Regions from separate parts of the Homo sapiens genome. Here all the other regions are linked to region 1. A link is a loop called in an ENCODE intact Hi-C map of the cell type or tissue named here. Cell type or tissue: Calu3. All regions are shown on one strand.

Region 1 (5,000 bases):
ATTCACATAAATCTGAATCCTTTCAAGAAATTCTCGTGGCATAAAGTTTACCCTTTAAAGTGGTTTTTAGAACATTCTGAAGCTGTGCAATCTTCACCACTCTCTAATTCCAGCACACTTTCATCACCCCCAAAAGAAACCTGGTATCCATTACCCCCAAAAGAAACCTGGTATCCATTTCCTTCTCCATCCTGCCGCTGGCAAGGACTACCCTTCAGTTCTTTTTATTGTTTTTTTGTTTGTTTGTTTGTTTGTTTTGTTTTTGCTAAATGTTTTAATCAAGCTTCAAATTCTTTTTCTCATGGATTTCAACAAGTAACATTTGACTGACTTGCTCCAGCCTGATTCCTGCATGTGTGACTTAACCTAAGTCTTTTCCTCCAAATCTTCCATTTTTATCCTGTTCCACTGTGGGATTTGTTTTATTATACAAGTCTTCTATTGGGAACACTTTTTTTGTTACTTAAACCCTTTCAAAAGAAAACCCACATACATAGATGTAAAACAAAACACAAAAAAATTTCATCTCTTTAAGATGAGCTTCTTTGAGGATGGCTTCATTTTCAGTGTCTTCACCAGAAAAATCTCCTTTCAACTGTGTGTGTCCTAGAGTTGAACTTCTATGGGAAGTCTGTGATTGCAGAGATCATCCTCTCTTTCTCTGTAAAAGTGTGATCCAGTTGCACTCTTAATTTCATCACTAAATGATCACATTTGTGTATGTCTTTCAGAATGCAGCTCTTCAGCATCTGTTTATTCGGAAGTCCTTCCGGCCTTTTAAATGCTTGCAGTGTGGGAAGGCCTTCCGGGAAAAGGACAAACTGGACCAGCACTTACGCTTCCATGGGCGGGAGGGGAACTGCCCACTGACCTGTGATCTCTGTAACAAGGGCTTCATCAGCAGCACATCCTTGGAGAGCCACATGAAGCTCCACTCAGACCAGAAGACTTACTCTTGCATTTTTTGCCCAGAATCCTTTGACCGCCTTGATTTGTTGAAAGATCATGTGGCCATTCATATCAATGATGGCTACTTCACCTGCCCAACTTGTAAGAAACGGTTCCCAGATTTTATCCAGGTGAGTGTCTACTACTGAGATTCCTGTCTGCTTCCTTCTTTTGGTAAAAGAAACTTCGATTTTTGGAAAACCGAGACTGCCTAGCACCTGCATTTCCATCCCTTCTTTGAAACAACTTTACAATTGAGAACAATATTTCTTCAATCAAACTACTTTTATACACAAGATTATTATGACCCTTAATTGTCCAGATCAGACATTGACATTGAAGTGTTTAAGTTACAAGTAATAAACACCCAGATCTATTATAATTTTTAAAAAGTCTTTCATAATCCATGTCAATGTCTATTGCTTATAAAATATACCGAGCCTGTAGAAGACATACTCCCGTTTCTGAGGGGCTGGGAACATCTCCCTACTACTACTGTGGTTTCCTGCTTGCTTTAACCAAGGCCATACATTTTGGAAGGAAACAAAGAGAAAGTTGGTATATAATATACTTTTGTATCAGGAACCGACTGCCTCCTCCCCTGTAGTGTATTCTTTGTTGGAGCAAAATGGGTGAAGATAAATTTCAGAATACTCATGATTTCATTTGGACTTTAAGTGATAAGATTTTCCTGTGCTAGTCAGTGAATAACGAAACATTTTGTAAAAATACACTTTTTCAATTACCAAAGGAAAAGAAGACTAGGGATTTAATTTTAGTTCTGCTAGTGTTGAGAGTCTTGGAAATTTTCTCACTTCACACAAACTAGTAGAAAGATTGCTTTAAGGCATAATTTAATGGCAAAAGAAACTCCAAAAATAATGAAGCAAACTATCTTATAGGAATAGTTTGGTAAGACTCACTACTTAGCTTCCATCCTCAGCTCTTTCTCATTGGATATGTGTGGCTAAGAGAGTTCAGAAGCCCTATTCCTTTATTTATCTAAAAGTAAGGGAAGTAAGTCCCAGTTGAGAAGTGACGCCAGCGTCATATTGCTCTCACAAACCGGTAATGTCTTCTGTATCCACTCATTCATGTCTTTAATTCTTCAGAACTTAATTTTATAAGAAGATGTAAAAGGATCAAAAGGGGCTAAATTGCTTCTGTGCAGATTAAAGACGGAGAAAAGTAAGGAAGAATTGGTTTTTGTCTTCCTATAGATCCTTTTTAGCAAGATTTCATTTAAACCCAAAGGAACTTTTGCTTTTTATCTTTAAAAAATGGGCTTCAAGTGATCAGGGCTTTGACCAAGCAAGCACTCTCTCTCTCTCTCTCTCTCTCTCTCTCTCTCTCTCTCTCTCTCTCTCTCACGTTTCAAGTCATCGGGGAGGTTCGGATTTCTAAGGCTTTCTGGCTACTTGTTTTATTTCTTTGTGACAGGGACAGTATGTGTTATTGAGGCCAATTATCACATCTGATTGGATTCCTCGGCGGGGTTGATGAAAACCCATGGTAATGCGTTTGGCTCCCTCTAGCGTTGACAAGCTGCCTTTGGTCATTTCATTTGGTGCCTGCGTCCCCTGAATTTTCCTGTGGTTCTTATCACCAGGTGAAAAAACACGTGCGCAGCTTCCACTCAGAAAAGATCTACCAGTGCACAGAGTGTGACAAGGCCTTCTGTCGCCCCGATAAACTGCGACTCCACATGCTCCGGCATTCGGACCGCAAAGACTTCCTGTGTTCCACCTGTGGGAAGCAATTTAAGGTATGACACCAAGGCACAGCCCAAGGTGGTTCTCGTGGCCACTGGAATTATAGCAAGCTGAGGGTAAATGCCTGTTCATTTCATCAGTTTATCACCCACCTCTGATGAACTGGACCTGAGATACTCTTTGGGCCTTGTGTTTGACTTAGTTATAAAATTAAGGGGGAAAACTTACTCATTTCCTCAAAATAGTTAATTCAAATCCCCAAACAAGTAGAGTAAAAATGCATCATCTCCTAAAAGAATCCAAATGTATAATGACAAGTATAACTAAATCGCTATTGAGATTTCCTAACAGACCAAAACCTTTACTTAACATTCAGATCAGGAGGTTTTTGTTGAGCACTGATGAAGTATAAGAGCCCGTAATTGAGCCTTGCAGCCAGCAGGACGCTCATCTAATTCAGGTGGGAAATCTGAAGAATGCTGAGAAGGCTTAGACTACTTTGGAGAATGTTAATGACCTCAAAGATTAAAACATTATGAGTATCCGTAACCCACCTGGAACTTAGAAGAAGCCGAGCAAAACCCTGCAGGGGACCCAGAAATAAAAGTTAAATAAATAAATGTAAAAACAATGAAATATGCTTCATTGGGAAATAAGGTGATTCTGCAAAAATGTCACTGGAAGACCTTCTGCTGAAAATGATTGTAGGTCACACTCTCATAGAAACTGGAAAAGAATCAGAAATTGATTCAGGAGAGGAAAACTAAGGGTATATTTGTAACAGATGCAAAGAAATTAAAGAGAAATAGAGTTTGCAAAGCTGGTTTTATGGTAAGTGTGTTATAGAATATAATTTAATGGCTTTGAATATATAACAGCACAATTTAGAATTCCGTAGAGAACTCCAGTGTGAAAAGTATAAGTAGGTCTGGGATTTTTCTGTTCTTAAAAAAAATCATATCTAAAAGGATTCCTGTTTTGCGATACTGTTTGGCCATCCATCCATCCCATCCAGCCAGTGTTTTTTGATTTTTCATTTTGTGCCAGATACCATATTTTAACACCTTGGAATATTTCTTTAAAATTTCTTTGCTTGCTTTCATTTTCTCTTTTACTTTCACCCAGTATATTCAACCACAGTTCAATCAGGGAAGCAAAGCCACTGTGAATGTTACAGAAGAAGATTTTCTTACAGGACTAAGAACTTAATTATAGGAGAAGATGGAGAAGTGAGGGTTGAAGGGAGAAGCTGGGAGGTCGGAAGTCAGCAGTATGCCCACAGAAGTACTGGTCTGGGTGGTCAAATGGGAAGTTACCTGGGAATCTGGGAACCAAGCACTTCCTCCTGCAGAGGGGCCCAGGAAGGAGAGCTGGTGTGGTCTGTGAAAGACTGTGTCACTGCATCTGGTGGTGGATGTGGAGCTGGCCAGCAGGGCTGGCAGTCAGGAAGACAGCTGGTGGCTGGGTGGGAAAGAGAGGATAAGTAGGGACCCACAGGTACCTCTACATGACACCGTCTAGAGCAGCACGGAGCTGCTTCCTTTCCACCTTCCAGGCTGGTCTGAGTTTCTCTTTGGCTAACCCCAACTCGGAACCATGCTGGGAAGAAGACTCCCTTCAAATGTAGTTCCCCTTAGCCAAGTTGACCCAGCACAAAACCACTACCACCTACCTTCCTGGCATATTTTCAAAGTAGAATCAGAGTAATTTTTCTAGAGAACAGCTCTGATGTCATGTCCTTTCTGAAAAACTCTTAAATAGCTCTTCACGCAGATAAATCCCGAAGTTCTTGTTACTTCTAAGATGCTACAGGATCTGGCTCCTGCCAGCCTCTCTGGTTCCTGCCTCCCCGTGTGCTCAGGGTGACCTGAACTCCATAGCTTTACCCAGGTGTGGCATACTCTCTCTCCTTGGGCCTTTGCACTTGCTCTCACTCCTCCTCCTGACTTGAAATGCATTTTCAAACTGTCATATTCCTTCACCTGGCTAATGTCACTTCATATGGGGCATTTCCTGATCCCTGGATTAACTGCTGCTTCTCCCACCAATTCCCACAGGGCCTTTTGCTGGTGACCCTGTCATAGCATTTGTGTATTGCATTTGCCTGTCCTGCTAAGTATAAGCTCCATGAGGGCAGCATTGAAGTCAAGGTGGGACCTTCCAACTTCAGGGAGCTCACACTAGAATAGAGAAAAGAATAAAGTGGCCGGGTGCGGTGGCTCACGCCTGTAATCCCAGCACTTTGGGAGGCCAAGGTGGGCAGATCACCTGAGGTTGGGAGTTCGAGACCAGCCTGACCAACATGGAGAAAGCCCATCTCTACTAAAAATATAAAAGTAG
Region 2 (5,000 bases), 210 kb before region 1:
CCTGGACCTACTGCCTGACCTCTGCCTCACCTAAATCCTACATCCCCACATAACATCCAACAGAAATTTCTATCTTAACATGTATCAAGAGAGCTCCGGATTTCCTTCTCCACCTCAGTCAGCCATGGTACCACCATCCCCGAGCTGCTCCCAGTGGAACCCTAAGTGCACTTCTTGATGCCGCTCCCCCAACCCCACACGCAGCCCTGGGCGCAGCCCCACACACTCCCACCAGAACACATCCTACAGACCATCCCCAGCTGTCCCTGGGGTGCTCCTTCTCCTACCCCGTCACCCCTTCAGTGCATACTCCCAACAGCTCTCTCCTGAATTTCTAAAATCGCTTCCTGGCTGGTTTCTAATTTTAATCGACTACACACAGCAGCCAAGTGAGCTTTTAAAAATTCATAATCCAGATCTAGTCTTTCCCTAGCTGAAAATCCTCTAACGGCTTCCCATTATCCTAGAATAAAATCCAAACTCCTTGATTTTGCTGAAATTTCTTCCTCATCTGGTCCCTGCATACTTTGGCCACATCCCCTTTGCTATGTTGTAGCCACACTGATCTACTCAAATGTGATGCCTGACTTCCACCTGGGGCCTTTGTAGCTGCCGCTCCCTCTGCTACCAACGTGCTCTCCCGCTGTGATCTTACCATTCGGATCTCAGGCCACCGTCCCCAGAGGCAGCCGCCCCGACTGGCCACTCTCTAGCACTCTGCCCGAGTTTTCACACTGCACAGCACCTATCACCAGCTGACACTTATTTTCTTGTTTTACTATCTGTTTTTCTCTTATCAACACATCAACTCCAGCAGGTACCATCTGCTCGTGGACCATTTTACTCTGTGACACGCACGCAGCAGCCATAATAAAACTTGTTGAATAAATGAAGAAGATAAAGACCGGGAGAGGAGGAGGTGAGAATTTATATAAAATCAGGTGCTTGAAATAATCAGAACGAAGGAGGAAAACGGGAACAGGAAACTCGTAGTCTCTTGCAATTTCACACCCCAGATATTCTTCCGCTAACAGAGTGAAGGTCAGTGAAGCCCGAGGCTCCATGGCTCACAGCCAGTGCACCTGTCCTTGGTTCCTCCTTCACCTTGCCATGAAAGCTCCAGTGGACTCCAGGCTTCTGAAGCCAGGATGTGCTAATGCCCCACTTCACCGGCCTTGCTTGCTCATCTCTCTCTACTCTTGCCCAGCTTTCACTCCTGAGCCTCTGCAAGAAGTCCCGTATGACCTTGACACAAAGAGCTGGTACCCACCAATTTCCTCTTGAATTTCTTGGGCTACATAAGGTACTTTGTAGAGCAGAGAGAGGCTTTGGTTCCTCCTTTCTTCAATCACGTGGAGATGTGTCATCACCTGGAAGCAGAGTTATGGTGGAGAGGTGTTGTGACTGAAAACAACTAGGCCAGGAGGGAACTTGCAGCTGGAACATCGACACAACTTCTGGAAAAACCACTTTACAAAGCATATTCTCTACAGAGTCTAGCAAAGCAACTGGTCAGGGGAAATGTATTAATCCTCACGCCATATTTACTGACTGCTAAAGTATAAGAACGTGTTCAGCCTGGGCGTGGTGGCTCACACCTGTAATTCCAGCACTTTGGGAGGGTGAGACAGCAGGATCACTTGAGCGAAGGAGTTTGAGACCAGCCTGGTCAACATGATGAAACCCTGTCTCCACCAAAAATACAAAAATTAGCCAGGCATAGTACTGTGTGCCTGCAGTCACGGCTACCTGGGAGGCTAAGGCTGGAGGATCACTGGAGCCCAGGAGGTTTAGGCTACAGTGAGCTATGACTGTGCTACTGCACTCCAACCTAGGCAACAGAGCAAGATCCTGTCTTAAAAAAAAAAAAAAAGACTGTATAATTCCCCCAGCTGACATGAGAATTTATCTGGAAAGTGCTCCAAATTAAGAGACAATTTATTTAAAAATGGCCACTAGCTACTGGATTTTCATACAAGGCACTTACTACTAATTATATTGAGCCAAAAAAAAAAAAAAGAACTCTAATTTGTACAATGCCGAATGTTCAGTAAGGTTTTGCTGAGTGAAAGAAGAGTCAGTTGATTTCTACCACTGGTCAGATTAGATGGGATTAAAAAAGACTGAAATTACTGGCTGAAAAGCAGACTTGGCAACAGAGGGAACCATTATGGATTTTGCTTAGTGAAGCAATTGCTTAAATGATTATTGTGGTAAATAAAGAATTAGTTTATTCCTATTTAACTAAATTGCTATTTTTTGAAAAACTCATGCTGAGGTATAAATAAACCTGATTTTAAGGGGGTGATAAAGGAAGACTCATCTACCGTAGCTCACTGCCTTTTCTGAATGCAAAAGTTCTAAGGTTATTCATTATTTAAAAAAAAAAAAAAAGGCCATTAGAAGTGGTCACTATTTTTACAGTTTTCCAGGATGGAAGTGAAAGGTGACGGGCTAGCATCCACCCCAATGACACGGCGAGGTGTGTTGCTGTAGCTCCCACAAGCTTTTCAAGCTAAGTCATCCCCGCCTGGTTAGACCTGCAATTACCAAGCTTTTCCTAAAGAGGGTGCTGGAAACCAGTGGATTAATTATGTGGGCCTGAAGCCATTAACATGAAGGATCAAAATGAAAAAAAAAGCTAAATGGAAAGATGCTTTTATTGTAGACTGACATCTCTCTGACCTTTCAAAGCAAGGATGAAAGCAATTTAATTTTATATTTGCCATTCTGTCAATCAAGGAAAGCACAAGAGTGAGTGCCTTGAAGAAAAAATGCAAATGAAGCCAAAATGCAACACCCACGGGTTCAGCAAGTGTTGTCCTGCTACACCTCCCAGAGGAACCGGGAGCCGTGTGAGACAGGAAGGTTCATACACTCACAGAGGACAAGAACCACAGAGCGGGAGACTGCAAATTAGTGTCTCTACAGCAAACCATTGGCTATAGTATGGGGGTAAAAGCACCATCTCACTCATATCCAGACAAGCAGACATGGCACAAGTTACAACAGGCTGAATATCTGCAAATTTTTCTGGTGTTTAGATAACAGAATAGGGAACAAGGCAGAAGGTAAGCTTTGCCAGAATTAAAGCTAAGAGCAGGTAGTAAGTAGCAGACAGGAGAGCTGGGTTTTCTCCCCAAAGGTGTTTAAATGGGAGCATTCTACTTCCCACATTACTTGGTGTGGAAGCTTGATCTCACTTGCAGGAATTCTCTATTAATTTAATATACTGATCAAAATCTCTCCTTCCCTTCTACTCTCACACAAAACTGGCTAGAATACAACACGATAATTTAATTTTAAACCAGAAAGTTTGGAAAGTGATTAAGTCTTTTCAAAAAATCAAGTAGACCCCAAGAGCCTAGGCCCTGTCAAGATGCATGCGTTTTCCATCCAGGCCTCTTGGACTTTCTCCTCTTCTGCTACATCCAGCGTGAAGCAAAGTCCTGAGCTCCAGGCCCACACCAGATGCCCCTTAGGGTCTCCAACCCAGCCCCTTTCCACGTTCTTCCCACTCTTTAGAAGCCTGAGTTCTTTTATTCCCCAAAACAACCAGCTTCTGAAGTGAACTCTGTATATCTAAGAACACCTGCTCTAGGCTGGGAGTGGTGGCTCACACCTGTAATCCTAGAACTTTGGGAGGCAGAGGTGGGCGGATTACCTGAGGCCAGGAGCCCAAGACCAGCCTGGCCAATATGGTGAAACCCCGTCTCTACTGAAACTACAAAACTTAACCAGGTACTGTGGTGGGCACCTGTAATCCCAGCTACTTGGGAGGCTGAAGCAAGAGAATCATTTGAACCCGGGAGGCAGAAGTTGCAGTGAGCTGAGATGGTGCCATTGCAACCCAGCCTGAGTGACAGAGTGGGACTCCATCTCAAACAAACAGACAAAAAAACACCTGCTCTTCACCTTTACAGTTATTATCTCTACACTAGCGTGTGAGCTGCTCAAGGGCACTCAAGGGAGTCAACCCGGCAGCACTGAATGCCAGTGTGGAGTCTGGCACTGAGACAGACCCCCAGCTCCACAAATGGAGCAGCTCAGCTCCAATACTCCAAAGGCCTTTAGGCCTTTAGGCACATTACCTTTTCATCTTCACACTCATAGCAGCTGTGGGGAAGGAGGGTTTCTGGGCTGACAGGCCAGCACCCGTGCAGTAAGTGAGCCCATGTACCCTGACACTCACAATCAGCACAGCACTGTATTTACAATATGAGAGGAAATCAAGTAAGATCAGCGTTGTTACTATAAGGCCCTCTAGGAAAACTAAGGCTGAGCTAGGAGACTTCCTGGTTTAAACGGAAGCTAGCAGTCTTGTAGGCAAGCTCATTTTTATGAATACAAAAAAGTAAAACTCAAGTTAATATATGAACAACACCAATATTAGAAGTAGGAACCAGAAACAAACCTCTGTAGATGAAAGTAAAGCTGGACAAAACCTAGGAATGTAAAAGTGTCTGTCTAAACAAAAACTATACTGCACAAAACAAGAGACCAATTTTTAAGATCTGCTTGATAAATATACCTAGAAAAGGATCTTGAATATTGGTTCTGGCAATACCCTAAATCAGAAATAAATGATATAAAAAATTCAGAAATTGTTTAAGTATAAAGCAGTTAATATAAAAAAGTATTTAAAAAGATGTTTTAAAAACAGTGACCTTGCAAAAACCAGTTCACGTACCGAATGTCTTCGGAAATCAAAACTCATTTTCTAAGGACTAGTAGCAAATGCAACTAGCAGTGCTGGTCAACCATTAGTCAAGGCATTATGTTCCCCACTGGAAATGCCCTCACGGCAGCAATTTCTACTACATCTACTGTACCTGGGATTTCATCTGGGCCGCCTTTTCTGGGTCAACAGCCAACACATGCTGGTAATGACGGATGGTATGTAAGCGATCTTTGTTCTCAGCACGGACATAACGCCGTAAGGCCTGGAGAATGCGATGAGGCTGCAAGAGAGAACAGTTGTTTTAATATCCAGAGACTAG
Region 3 (5,000 bases), 220 kb before region 1:
AAGTTCGGGCTGCACGTGGTGCAGTGTGACAGTGCGAGGAGGGGAAGATTAACTTTAGACAACCTGACAAGCACCACCTCAGCCAGGGGTCAAGGTCAACATCGACAGCAGTAAGTCATGTTGACAGTGTGTACCCTTGATGGAATAGGAGGACACCTTACCTCTGTGGTCTTCCTCCTAATAACACATAACCCATGCATTACCATGAGAAAAACATCAGACAAAACCCCATAGTGGGACATCCTACGAAATGCCTGACCAATAACTCCTCAAAACTGTCAAGATCATCAAAACAAGGAAAGTCTGAGAAAGCTTCACTGTCCAGAGAAGCCTAAATACAATGTCATTTATTGGGAGAAGACAGAAGACAGGGCTGGGCGCAGTGGCTCACACCTGTAATCCCAGCACTTTGGGAGGCTGAGGCAGGTGGATCACCTGAGGTCAGGACTTTGTAGACCAGCCTGACCAACATGGAGAAACCCCGTCTCTACTAAAAATACAAAATTAGCCAGGCCTGGTGGCGCATGTCTGTAATCCCAGCTACTCGGGAGGCTGAAGCAGGAGAATCGTTTGAACCCGGGAGGCGGAGGTTGTGGTGAGCCGAGATTGCACCATTGCACTCCAGCCTCGGCAACAAGAGCTAAACTCCGTCTCAGAAAAAAAAGAAAAAAAAAATAGAAGACAGTAGGTAAACACTAAGAAAATCTGAATCAACGATATGGACTTCCATTAGGAGAGAGGAAGGAGAGAATGAAAGCAATCACTTTGCCTGCACTAAAACTAGCAATATTTGACTGGACCCAAAAGGCTTTGTACTGTTATTAAATAAAATTTGGAAAAAGTATTTCATCTTTTTTATGCCTTCCAAGTTTCTATTTATAATACATGCAGATAATTTTAAAATAACTATACATAGTTTAAAATAACTGTATATATAGTACACACTATAAATGTTTTATTGATGGAGGGCACTGCTCTAATCGGAAAGAGGCAGGGACTTCAAAATTTTAAGTTCAACCAAGCTGGGCACAGTGGTTTATGCCTTAATCCCAGCACTTGCAAAGCTGAGGTGGGTGGATCACTTGAGGTCAGCAGTTCCAGACCAGCCTGGCCAACATGGTGAAACCTTGTCTCTACTAAAAAACACAAAAATTAGCCAGGTGTGGTGGTGCACGCCTGTAATCCCAGCTACTCTGGAGGCTGAGGCACGAGAATCACTTGAACCCGGGAGGCTGAGGTTGCAGTGAGCCGTCACTGTACTCCAGCCTGGGCAACAGAGCAAGGTTCCGTCTCAAAAAAAAAAAAAAAAAATCAATCAGATCTGGGTTATCTTGTATCTTGGCCACAGATCTCTGACAGATTCCTCAAGAATGTCATGCCCCCAGCCAGGCGCGGTGGCTCACACCTGTAATCCCAGCACTTTGGGATGCCGAGGCGGGCAGATCACAAAGTCAGGAGATTGAGACCATCCTGGCTAATACGGTGAAACTCCATCTCTACTAAAAATACAAAAAATTAGTCAGGTGTCGTGGCACGCGCTTGTAGTCCCAGCTACTCAGGAGGCTGAAGCAGGAGAAATTGCTTGAACCCGGGAGGTGGAGGTTGCAGTGAGCCAAGATTGCGCCACTGCACTCCAGCCTGGGCGACAGAGTGAGACTCTGTCTCAAAAAAAAAAAAAAAAAAGTCATGTCCCATCCATTTCAAGGATTCTGGGGGCCGGGGGCGGGGGAACTCATGTCTCCTGTCACATTCTCTGGGTATCTGGGCTGCTCCACAGTGGAAATGCACTAACCAAGTCCATGGTTGCTACTGCCTGTCAAAAGTATGCAACCACAGAGGGCAGAACAGACACGACTTCCCCTTATTTCATAGGCGGTAACAGGAAAGATACCAGCTGACACCCATTTCCTTGTCTTATAAGGACCGCTTTACCCTTTGCCCCAGAAAAGAGTCCATTGTACATAACCACAGCATTTGGCTCTGCCCCTAACAGCGTGTGACCCTGTGGCCATGTTTCAGCTGTGAAATAATCAGGAGTCATAAGGTCCCTTCCAGTTCCCTGTATCCATTCTGTCTATGTCCATGACTTCAAAGTACCGCAAGACAGCATGTTCCTTTTTTAAATACTTTTTCACCTGCTCCTATGATAGTGGACCCTTGGGCCTCTCCAAAACTTAGGGACTCATTACATCCTCATCTGTACCTCCTAAAGAGCTTTGTCAGTTGTCACAGCAACAGAAACCAGAGATCAGGGCATCTGATGTCCTGGCTCAAACCTCAGCTGCTGAGCTCTGATTTGCAACTGAAAGCAGACAGGCAGGTAGGAGGACCTTCGCACCTGTCAGCACCAGCACCTGAGGCTGGCCGCAAGGTGGGCAGGGCCACATTCCCCAGAGGTCAAGGCTGAGTCACCAAGGCAGAAACCAGGAGCTTCTCTCAGTTCCCGGGAGGTGGGTGAGCCACCAGGGAGCAGAGTGGAGCCTGCCTAGGGTGAGGCCGCCTGGCAGCCCTGCCTCTCATTCATTTCCACGTCATCTCTCAGGCCTCCCCAGTTCTCAGCTAACCCCGACTGTCTCTGCAATGACCCCATTTGGGTAATGAACGTGTAAATAGAAACCACTGCACTTTCACCAGCCCCAAACTCCTCTCTAACCCATCAGCAACAGGAATGTGAGTAACAGGTAAGAGACTCGAGAGCTGAGCAGCTGGATGGGTATTGGCTGCCATGCCCCCGCCCCTGCCTCCCCCAGGACTGAAGTACACTGAATAAAGGAAGAACTCCCACCGAGCTGGGTTTGCATCTCTGCTCCACCCCTTACTGCTCCGTGGAAGACCTCAGCGTCATTTCTGGAAGAGGGGAATGCCTCAAAAGGTTAAGACTAAATGGAGCTGGGCATGGTGGCTCACGCCTGTAATCCCAGCACATTGAGAGGCCGAGGCGAGTGGATCATGAGGTCAGGAGTTCGAGACCAGCCTGGCCAACGTGGTGAAACCCTGTCTCTACCAAAAATACAAAAAAAAATTAGCCAGGCATGGTGGTGCACGCCTGTAGTCCCAGCTACTCGGGAGGCTGAGACAGAATTGCTTGAACCTATGAGGCAGAGGTTGCAGTGAGCTGAGATCGCGCCCCTGCACTCCAGCCTGGGCAACAGACTCTGTCTCAAAAAAAAAGAAAAAAAGACAAAAATGCGCCTCTGACTTGGAGGCAGCTAGTACATGGCAGGCACTAAAATCAATGAAGCTGGTCTGTTAGCTTTGAAATCAGAATGACCCTGAGATCAGTTTCCAGCTGATACTACAGAGGGTCAGGTGATAACACTCTTCAGAGCACTCCAGCAGAAACTGGTTTCAAAAAACAAAAAAGTTCCCTCTTCTTCAGGGCTTTCCTGGCAGCAACTTCAGTGACCAATGCAGGCAGAAGGGAGAGGCTGATGGGGAAGTGGTAATCATTATAAAGAACCAACCTGTTCACCTGGCTCACAAAATGCTTTCCTGGCTCATAAAACACTCCCTAGTCCAGTATCCTAGGGAAGATTCGTCACGTATGTACACACATGTACATCTACACACAGCTATATATGACATTACCTTGATAACTACTCTGTATATTTAAACTGGCATTAAACTAGGGTAGGGACTGAGATTTACCCCTGAATTGACCCTCTTCCCTGTAGCTGGGCATTAAAAAGATCTTAGCTCAGTAGATAAAACTGGGCCCAGGCAGAAAGCCCTCTAAGCAGTTGCCAAGGCAACAAACCAAACACCCCCATCAGTGAGGTGACAGGGCCTCCCAGTGTCAGGTTATTTAAGCAAATGGAAGCTGCAAGCATTCCTCTGAAAATTCAGCCACAAGCCCTACTCATTGTTCCCAGTAGCATTAAGAAGTCTCATATTAATAAATATCAGTAGCCTAAATTTTGCCAGACAAATGCTCTGTGCAGATGTTCCCTCTTACTTTGCTTTCTAAATGCGAAACGGCGCTGGAAGCCTTGAGTCACAGCTTGAGCAGACGTATTTCCGCCTGTGAGGTGCAGCTGGGGTCCTTCGTGGAACGAAGTTATCACCCTCCTGGAGGAAGGGGGTAGGACCATCACGCAGATCAATGCCGCAGTCAGTGAAACGAGCAGTCTCGGTGGAAGTTAAAGTATTTATTGATGTGTTTAAACTGTGTACATTCTCCACAGATCATATTAAGGAGTTTGTAGGTGAAGTTTAATCTGTGCATAGTGGGTAGAGACATGAATAGGGTCAAAGGGGAGGAAAAAGGAAAAAAACAAAACAAAAACAGTCACAGGAAAATAAAAATACACCACAGGTTACCAGAACCTTCAGATTTAAAATAAAAAGAAAGAAAAAGCAGAAGCAGTGAGCATCGACATCAACTGTACAAGCATTACAAAGACTCCTGTGACGAAAACACAATTGTTCAAAGCTTTCCACAGTGTCCACAGACTCAGTTTCAGGGACAGCCTGGACTACTTTCCTTTCACACAAACAAACCTCCCCGTGTTCTCTCCTGGGCCAGCGGCCGCCTCCTTGGTGTGGTCTTCTCTGAGTGAATGTCACAAGGCCGGTGACAGGAGGGGGTGGAGGTGAGGGGACAAAGTAGAGGCCGAGGGTCAGTGCCTTTGGAGAAAGTCCAGAGAGGAGGAGCCTGCACATCTGGACATAGTTGGAAGGGGAAGTGAACGGTAAAAAGCTACGGTAGGTAAACAACAGACAGTGAAGAATGTCAAATATAAGCTACAGGCTAATCTCTGTGGAAGCACTGGATTCCGAAGGAAAGCAGCAGCGGACACCCTCATCTGTATACACTAAGCTCTCTAGAAGACGCTGGAATAAAATGCCTTTAACGTCCTTGGTGACAGGACTTTTATGGAGACACACAGGTATCCAGCCGTGGAAACACTGGACTTCAAGAAACTGGTCCTTTCACATCATTTTGCGAGGGTCTCTCACGTGCTTCAGTGGCCATTACAGTTCCCTATTCCACCCCATTT

The links. Peaks named below come from ENCODE experiments on the same cell type or tissue, not always from the same donor. Only the 100,000 strongest peaks of a DNase experiment are listed, where the experiment ranks them.
Region 2: it touches region 1 in a loop (10-fold over the local background); 107 of 110 quality-filtered maps call a loop at or near these places.
Region 3: it touches region 1 in a loop (4-fold over the local background); 105 of 110 quality-filtered maps call a loop at or near these places.

What each region holds. Positions count from the first base shown.
Region 1 is chr11:129,920,961-129,925,960 of GRCh38, reverse strand. PRDM10 (PR/SET domain 10) reads left to right here. Exons shown (of 21, transcript NM_199437.2): 12 at 732-1,079; 13 at 2,558-2,713. Among named protein-coding and RNA genes, the nearest start is that of NFRKB, 28 kb to the right of the region's middle. RefSeq lists an enhancer at 1-25 and a silencer at 2,401-2,500. In Calu3, no CTCF peak of the experiment used is centred here; a DNase peak (open chromatin) is centred at 2,470.
Region 2 is chr11:130,129,999-130,134,998 of GRCh38, reverse strand. It overlaps APLP2 (amyloid beta precursor like protein 2), which reads right to left. Exons shown (of 17, transcript NM_001142276.2): 11 at 4,833-4,961; 12 at 1,271-1,370. Among named protein-coding and RNA genes, the nearest start is that of ST14, 27 kb to the left of the region's middle. In Calu3, a CTCF peak has its summit at 2,540; a DNase peak (open chromatin) is centred at 2,558.
Region 3 is chr11:130,143,939-130,148,938 of GRCh38, reverse strand. APLP2 (amyloid beta precursor like protein 2) reads right to left here. Exons shown (of 17, transcript NM_001142276.2): 17 at 4,134-5,000. Among named protein-coding and RNA genes, the nearest start is that of ST14, 13 kb to the left of the region's middle. RefSeq lists enhancers at 2,044-2,093, 1,881-3,080 and a silencer at 3,151-3,445. In Calu3, no CTCF peak of the experiment used is centred here; DNase peaks (open chromatin) are centred at 1,378, 1,894, 2,428 and 3,765.